Regions from separate parts of the Homo sapiens genome. Here region 1 is linked to region 2. Evidence: read pairs that join two places in POLR2A ChIA-PET (ENCODE). Cell type or tissue: HepG2. All regions are shown on one strand. Links, peaks and the distances in the headings refer to the core of each region. The heading gives the core; the rest is flanking DNA.

The links. ChIA-PET counts read pairs that join two places held together with the same protein. Peaks named below come from ENCODE experiments on the same cell type or tissue, not always from the same donor. Only the 100,000 strongest peaks of a DNase experiment are listed, where the experiment ranks them.
Region 1: POLR2A ChIA-PET joins it to region 2 with 8 read pairs; 1 of 35 experiments calls an interaction of 5 or more read pairs at or near these places.

The regions. Positions count from the first base shown.
Region 1 is chr12:3,814,294-3,818,690 of GRCh38, reverse strand. The region is part of intron 6 of PARP11 (poly(ADP-ribose) polymerase family member 11); the gene reads left to right. Among named protein-coding and RNA genes, the nearest start is that of PARP11-AS1, 54 kb to the left of the region's middle. In HepG2, for the core only: no CTCF peak of the experiment used is centred there; a DNase peak (open chromatin) is centred at 2,620.
Region 2 is chr12:4,846,976-4,851,372 of GRCh38, reverse strand. It overlaps a transcript of KCNA6 not described here. Among named protein-coding and RNA genes, the nearest start is that of KCNA6-AS1, 18 kb to the right of the region's middle. In HepG2, for the core only: a CTCF peak has its summit at 2,171 (motif pointing left); a DNase peak (open chromatin) is centred at 2,152; H3K27me3 peaks cover 733 bases.

The DNA of each region.
Region 1 (4,397 bases), core at 187-4,186, 1.0 Mb after region 2:
ATGAAGGCAAGGTTGGTAGACATCATATTGTGTATACAGCAAATGTTGACAACTTTTTCAAGAAGCTTGGCAGTGAGGAGGATGAGAGATGTGAGAAGACAGCTAATGTGGGATTATTGTTATGTTATGTTTTTAAAATTTAATCATGGGAGAGAACTGAACATTGTAATTGGAAAGGACCTATGGAGAAGGAGAATTTAAAAGACTTAGAGAAAGAGTGGAAGGGCAGTTGATGGATTCTAGCTCCTGAAGAAGTGTGGTGAGATGAAATTCTGAGAACATATGTCAGAAAGGAGATAGAGAAGGGTGGTCCAGTTATGTTTACAGATAAGTAGAGGTAGAGGACGAAAAGAGGAGTTAGGTTAAGGAGTTCTTTTCTGATACCTTCCGTTTCTTTTGTGAAGGAAGAAGGGAGGTCACCTACAGCGAATGAAGTGTAGGGAGGTGTTGATAAGAGGGAAAGAAAAGGGGAAAGAGGAGATTTGAAATGGCTACTGTGGAAAATGGGGTAGAACGAGCTGTCTTGGGAACCACAGGATTTCTGTCAGCGTTGAGGGCTTAGCTAAAGTATGTGAATTTATAGGGCAAACCATGTTATGTAATGTACTTCAGCAGTACAAATGTAAGGGCAGATAGTGGAAATGGTTGGATTGATCCAGAGCTGGGAAGTATAAGGCAGCAAGGAAATAAGAGCATCTTGTTAATAATGTGAATTTAGATCAGAGATTCTCAAAGCTAGTTGCAGGTCAGAATCGCCAGTGGAATTTACTAGCAAGTAGAGATACCTGTCACCCGCCACAGATCTACTGAATCAGAACCTCTGGGTTCTGACATTTTTACCTTAAAAAATTCCATAAGTGGCTCTGATGTTCAGCAGGATGACAGGTGTTCTAAATCTAGGCAAATTTATTTTAATCCAGAGCATGAAAGTATTCTTGCTCCAGTGCAGAGCATGTGGCATACACACTTTAGCCAGTTTGGCACTCTAGTCCCTAAGAGGTGGATAATTTTGAGACATCTTTGAGAAGTGGGTGCGACAGTACTTTCAGTAAGTTCGGGAATGATTGTGGATCTGGGCAAAGGTGGGCAGGGTTGTGAAGAACTTAGTGTAGTTCTGTGACTTTCCTTGCAGATGTAACTAAAGTTCATGAGGCCCTGGAAATCACCTTTAGCCTTTCTGGAACACCAAGGTCATAGTCTGTGAATGTCCGCATTTCGTGGCTGCCTTAGTAGTGGGAGTAGTGGGCACTAGAACAAACTGTGCTGTGGGGATACAAAGCTTTAACCACCATGCCCCTGCCCTCTGCCTTCAACTGGTATATATGCACCATCTAATCTAGTAAGTAAGCGTTGTTTTCCATGCCTGCCTATGCCCATACTCCATGCCCTTTAACCCACAGTTTATTTATAATATCTAAGAGAAACTCCAGTGAATTTTCAAACCGAGATTCAATCGAATTTGTGCCCGAAAAGTAGTGATAAATGAATTTTTTTTTTTTTGAGACAGAATCTCTTTCTGACACCCAAGCTGGAGTGCAGTGGCGCGATCTCAGCTCACTGCAAGTTCCGCCTCCGGGGTTCATGCCATTCTCCTGCCTCAGCCTCCTGAGTAGCTGGGACTACAGGCGCCCGCCACCACGCCTGGCTAATTTTTTGTATTTTTAGTAGAGACAGGGTTTCACCATGTTAGCTAGGATGGTCTGGATCTTCTGACCTCGTGATCCGCCCACCTCAGCCTCCCAAAGTGCTGGAATTACAGGCGTGAGCCTCTGCGCCTGGCCTTCTTTTTGAGATGGAGTCTTGCTCTGTTCCCCAGGCTGCAGTGCGGTGGCACAATCTCAGCTCATTACAACCTCCGCCTCCTGGATTCAAGTAATTCTCCTGCCTCAGCCTCCCAAGTAGCTGGGATTACAGGTGTGTGCCACCACACCCAGCTAATTTTTGTATCTTTTAGTAGAGACAGAATTTCCTTAGAGTGGATTCTAGTCATTGCAGATCATGAAGCACAACATTGACAAGTTTGACATTACAGACCATGAAGCCTGGCATTATGTATGATACTAATGTTTCTTTGAGAAAACCAGTATGGATTCACTAATGCCAAACTAACTAATAGGATTACCATAGTGGTAGATGGATAGGCCCCTTAGACAGTCTAGCTTGGTTTCTCACTTTATAGTGGTTGAGAAAGTTTCTTTTCAGGAAGACAAGATGGAGAAATATGTGCTGGTGGGTATTTCAAAGAGAAAAACTAGTAGACAAAAAGTCTTACGCAAAGAGTAACTCGAAAGGCATGCATGCTCTCTTCTTGGATCCTTCAAAATTTTTATCAGAAATGGATGAAAATGTAGAGGGCTTGCTTATCACACTTGTGAGGGATTCAAAACTAGAAGGGGTAGCTTATTTGTTGAGTGAGTGAATCAGCAGTCAGAAAGACCTTGGAAGATTGAAACAGTGGGTAAAAACAAGTATTATCTTCTTTTTTTAATTTAAAAAACTTTTTTCGTTTGTTTTTATAAAGGGAACAAATGCGCCTTGTTTAAAAAAAGTGAGAACATAAAGTTCTGAAAAAGGAAGTTCTTAGTGAAAGCATGCTGACTTTTTGTAAAGTAAACATTTGCTAAATGCACGACCTTCTGATGTCATGCTTAATGGTCTGAAAAGACTGTCACAAATAGATCAAAGCATATACATTTAAATTTTGATACATACTGCCAAGTGACTCTTGAGAAAGACCGTATGCGTTTTCATCTCTGTCACCATTTAAATGCAGGTATCCATTCCCAAACATATTCAACGAGCTGCCTATCATTTACAGAACTCAGTCTGAGATACGGATATTTTACTGTTATTTAATTTTTACTTTTTAAATTACTATATCAAGTAAAGCTTAACTGAAATCTATTGCATTCAGTTTATAAATCAGTTGCACAGATTTAGCAAGCTAAGAGAGGTCTGGTTTGGAAAAGTCCTGGGAGTTTTAACCGACTACACACTTGATTATGGATGCAGTTTGCTGCCCTGTTACCAAAATACATTCAGTGGTGTCGGTGGAGTCAGTGCTGTCTGATGATATCTGGACTGTTGCTATTTCATGCCAACATTTATAAACTAGAAAGTATCCAGCAGATTCTTGTTAACTAAAGACTGTTGGGATAAAGAAAGACCTAGAAGCTATGCTGTGTCAGGAGTGGTTGAAGGAATGGTGTATATTTAACCAAGAAAAGAAAGCCTAGGTAGGTGTTCAAATTTGCAATGTTGTTTTGTGTAAGAGTGATTTGAGTTGTTAATGTTCATAAGAGAATAACTAAGACCAATCAATAGAAGTAACAGAAGGCAGATTTGGTTTGGCATTGAGATGGATGTACTTTCCAACTATTACAGCTGATCACAAATAAATTGTGCTGTTTTGCAAAGTGAGCACGTGATGCTGTGAGTACTTGACACTGGATGAATTGAAGCAGGCATTAAAGAGCTATCAGAAGCCGGGGGAGGGGATTCTTTTTAATTTTTAAAATATGATTTTTATGAAATGTTTCAAGAATGAAAATGCAGCAAATAGTTTGCAGACTCCCATGTATCTACCAATCAGATTTAACATTTTGATACTTGTCACATTTCCTTCCTCTTCACACAGATACAGGTGAAGTGTTTACTCCATCCCTGTCCTACTCTCCTTCTTTCCTCCTGAGATTGGTATGGTGCCTTATTGTTTGTATTTTGTATTTTTTACTACCTGTGTATGTATACCTACATAATACACAGTATTATTTTGAGTTCTCTATCTCTTTTTGCAAAATTCTTTTTACATTCAATATTATTTTTTAAGATTTACTATGTTAATGCACATAGATCTACTTCATTACTTTTAACTTTTATATGTAAATACATGACTATATTCATTTCTCTGTGAAATAATTTTAGGCTGTTTTCAGTTTTTGTTTTCTGTTACAATCAGTCCTACATTAAATATGCTTTTATGTGTTAGGATAGATTTATCCTTGGGAAGAGGATTAAACTGGATGGCTTAATGTCCCTCCCAACCCTATGGTGCAAAATTTAGTCAACTGAACCAACATTTTCTAGTTTCTGAGGATAAAAAGCATATGACATGATCCCTGCTCAAGGAATTCACTGTCTAAAGTCTCTGCAAACTTTGTATTACTTGTTTGTTGTCTCATTTTTAGGCATCTATAAAGGTTAGCTGGTTTAGACAATCAATTACCTTTATGATATTGGGGCATAGCATGGGATAACTATAGTTTTTGGCATAATTTTCAACCTTAAGTTTCAGTGTTAACTAATAATTTTTGATGAGATGATTTATGTGTCCAAGAACATTTGAAATTATTTCTTTTCTAGACTTGCTTTGTCCACTTGTTATTTATATTAAAGTA
Region 2 (4,397 bases), core at 209-4,208:
AGATAACTCTTAGATCATGGGTTACGCATCTTACTTTCTTGCAGAATGTCCCCTATCTGTGGGCCGGCTCATGGCAGAGGGTGATCAAGCCCTCTTCCTGGTGATCTATGTGTGGCCATCACATCCTCCTGTGTAGTGAGGATGCCCAGCAAGCTGCAGGTGCTCTGAATTTTGGATCCCTGCCTACTCTTGTGGAGACCGCTTGGCTTGTCTGCCTAACTTGGCCGTCGACGTTTTCTCATGGCATAATGCACAGCCTCTGAGACTTTGCCTTGTGTTTATTTGCCATTCTTCCACAGCCACCCTTGTCCTGGGGGGGTCTGCAACATACCCATGCACCTCCCGGAATCCCCTGACCACCCCATAGCTGGTCTCTTTGCTCACACCACCAGCTTTCACCCTGTTCCTACAGCTTCACCCCAACATTCTGGGCCCCATCTTTAGGGACAACGGGTCTGGTCTCAACTTTTTCTGGCTTGGTTGCTGCTTGTGGGAGGCCTCCAGAGCGGTGTCAGGCCAGATGCCTGCCAGCGGTGCCAGGCAGGGTTCTCGTCTTCTGAAGAAGTTGAGGGTCCAGCTGCTGTCAGAATTCTATGCATAGATGTCCTTGCTTGCACCACCTGCCAGCATTTTTCCTGCCAGGGAGGAACCAGAACAAAAGGACATGTAGTTAGTGATATGAGGTTGTGTCGCATGAGGGATGGAACTGAGAAACCTGGACACACCAGTGTCCTTCCTCACCCCGCTGGCATTTGCCTAGTGAGCTCCTACCGAGTCCCCATCCTTAGGTGCTCTGGTCTGTTCAAACTGTACCTCCCACTGCCACCCACTGAACTCCAGCAACTAATCAGTGACTATGAGCTTGTACAACCTGAAGCCATTTCTGCCCGTGTTGTCCTTAATACTGCTGTCATTAATACTCCACCTTTAATGGCCCCTGAGTCCCTCTAGAGTCAAGTCCAAGCCATGTGCCTGACTTCCAGGCCCCAGAAGGCACAGTCTCATCTGATCTATCCAGCTGCTCTCACTGCTCCCTGACACCTCCCACCATCCACATGGTCGAGGGGTCCCCCTCTCGGACCCTCAGCCTGCACCAGCGTCAGGCGCGTTCCTCTCTCCCTGAAAGAGTTCCTGCCACCACCTGGCTCCTCCTTACCCCGCCCCTACCATGCCGGAATGTTCTCGAGTCTCCTTCCCACAATGCTGAGTCCAGTCCCTCTAGGCCCGGCTGAACCCCCACCTCCAAGAGCCCCTTTGGCTGTCCCCTGCGTGACTGATCTCTCTGCTGCCTTTACCATCTGGCCCACACTCTATTGCAAAGCCTGTGAGATGTGCTGCCCGAAGTCCTGTGTTTAACATCCGCCTCTGCCGTGGCCTGGGCAAAGTTAAACTCCTCACTTGTCATACCTGACACAATGCGTGTGTCTCTGTGACTACCACAAAGCACTCCAAGGGCAAGCCAGCGTAGCCAAACAAACCAGCAATCATTGTCATTTCTGTTTCTGCACGTGAAACGGAAGCAACGACAACAAGGTGTTTGTGAAACTGCTTTGGAAAAGGTAAATAAGGTTTCCATAAACTCCAGTTGGTATCATGATTGTGCCCATGCAATAGATTTCTGCAGAAGGAAAAGACTTCATATTTGTAATTTAAATCATTTGGGAGCAAGCCCAAAGGTCCATAACATGGAGTAACTTGTAATCTTACTCAAGCACAAATTTAACTGTAAAGCCTGGTGCTCAGGACAGCAGTTTGCCTGGTGACAGTCACTGACTGTCTGGCGTCAGACTCACAAGGACATTGCCCAGAGGCTTCCTGCTGGCTTCGTCAGGGTGCAATAGCTCTTGCAAAGTGGTAAAAAAAAAAAAAAAAAAAAAAAAAAAGAGCAAAAATCTCTGTGTGAAATTCCAGTGGCCATCAGGTGAAAGGTAACACCTTAGCAAATGGTCAAAGTTTTCTTTGGTTGTTTCAAAGGGAAATGAACAGAAAGCTCATTGCTCTTCCCACACACATGTGATTCAGGAAAAGACTGTACAGGCACTTTTGCGTTCATAAATGTGGAGTTGTGTCAGGTGCCTGAACACAAGTTCCAAACGCTACGGGTCATTAGACTCAATTCTCCTGCTATGAATGTAAATTAAACATCATAAGCTTTCTCCCTGGACTGCTCTATGGCGCCACCTACAGCATGTTCTTAGGGAATGCACCGTAATTTTTTATTTTATTTTATTAATTTTTATTTTATTTTTATTTTTTGAGATGGGGTCTCGTTCTGTCGCCAGGCTGGGTGCAATGGCGATCTTGGCTCACTGCAACCTCCGACTCCCGGGGTTCAAATGATTCTCCTGCCTCAGCCTCCCGAGTAGCCGGGATTACAGGCGCCCGCTACCACACCCGGCTAATTTTTGTATTTTTAGCAGAGACGGGGTTTCACCGTGTTGGCCAGGATGGTCTCAATCTCGATCTCCTGACCTCGTGATCCGCCTGCCTCCGCCTCCCAAAGTGCTGGGATTACAGGCGTGAGCCACTGAATGCACCGTAATTTTTATATAAGCCCAAAGAAAACATTACTGGGGAAGTCCATCTGATCTAGAGTTTAAAATGGCTGATTAAAAAGTTGGGATCAACTCGACCAACATGGAGAAACCCCGTCTCTACTAAAAATACAAAATTAGCCGGGCGTGGTGGTGCATGCCTGTAATCCCAGCTACTCGGCAGGCCGAAGCAGGAGAATCGTTTGAACCTGGAAGTCGGAGGTTGCGGTGAGCCGAGATCGAGCCATTGCACTCCAGCCTGGGCAACAAGAGCAAAACTCCATCTCAAAAAACATTTTTTTAAAGTTGGATTTTTTTTTTTTTGCTCCCTCCTGAAACCCTACAAAAATAACAGTGTAGGAAAATTTTACGGAGGAGAGAGGAGGTAAATTACATAGACAAATAAATCAGAATAGTGGATGAAAATATTAAAAGCCAATTTGCAGATGATGGAAAGCCCCTGGAGAAATAGCATTTTACTTGGGAGGGGGCAAGATTTAAAGCCTGAGTCCCTGCTGATGTCAGTGAGATACAACCTGATTTACCCCCAGGAACCTATAAAGGCTCAGGAGTTGAGGGTGTCAGTTGACAGAAGCAGGGTTGAGGGGCAGAGCTAAAAACTGGTTGCAGGTGGACACACCTTTTCAGGTCTCCTTTGCAACCTCACAAAGCCAAGCACCTACTCATCCCACCACCTTGTCAAAAGATGTAAAATTTATTCTGGAGAAACTAGACCAGAAAGGCCTAGACTCAAGGAAAGCTGGCACCATATAAGGCTCTGGAGGAACTGTACTGAAAGCAAGGAGTTAAGTGTGAGGGGAAAGTCCACATGCTGAATGGTGAGACAGTTGGCCACTTCCCCTGCTCTGCTCCCAGGGTAATATCAAACAGGCAGTTGGAGAATATTTTCCTGGAAAAACCAAAGGATTCCAAGAAAAAAAGGCCTGTAGACACTGGAGGCCCCCAGTGAGACAGCCTGATCCCAGCTTCATCACTCTGCAGTAAGCTCACCACTCCACAAGCTCCAAAGACACAGAGATTCCAGTAAGCTTCTTAGTATTTCACTCATGAAAATGAACAGAGATCATCAAATTACAAACATCTCAGGAAAGCCTCTGAAAGGTCAAAACCAAAGACAGAAACTCAGAGAAAACAGAAAATTCCAGAAGCAAGAAAAAAACTTCAGACATATTAAAAAGCCTCAGATAAATAAGATGGACTATTTTATCCATGAAAGAAGAACAGGCTGCTATTAAAAAAAGGAACCACCCAAGAAGAAGGAAATAATTCTTTGGAAATTAAAAATATGACAGCCAAAATCAAAACTTCAACAGAAGAGCTAGAAACTAGGGTTGAGGAACTCTCCCAGAAAGTAAAATGGAAAAGAATAGAGAAAAAATAAGGAAATTTGAGAACCAGCCCAGGGGATCCAGAGTTATAGAAAAAGAGAACAGGCAAAAAGAATGAAAGAATATTATTAAAGAAATAGTTTTTTAAACGTTCAAGAATTGAAAACATGCATTTCCAGACCCAGAGTGCCCAATGAACACTCAAGAAAATGGATAAAGATAGACCTACATCAAGGTATAGCATCATGAAATTTAGAAATTAAGATATCAGATTTTACCAAAAGCATCATTAGAAACTAGAAGACAATGGGGGTGGTTTTCAAACTCAAATGCTATCCTCATCAAAGCAACTACTTGCAGCAGAGAGGCAGAGGGAAATCTTTGGACAATAATAAAGAGGTGTTCCGGCTGGGCGTGGTGGCTCACGTCTGTAATCCCAGCACTTTAAGAGGCCAAGGCAGGTGGATCACGAGGTTAGGAGATCGAGACCATCCTGGCTAACACGATGAAACCC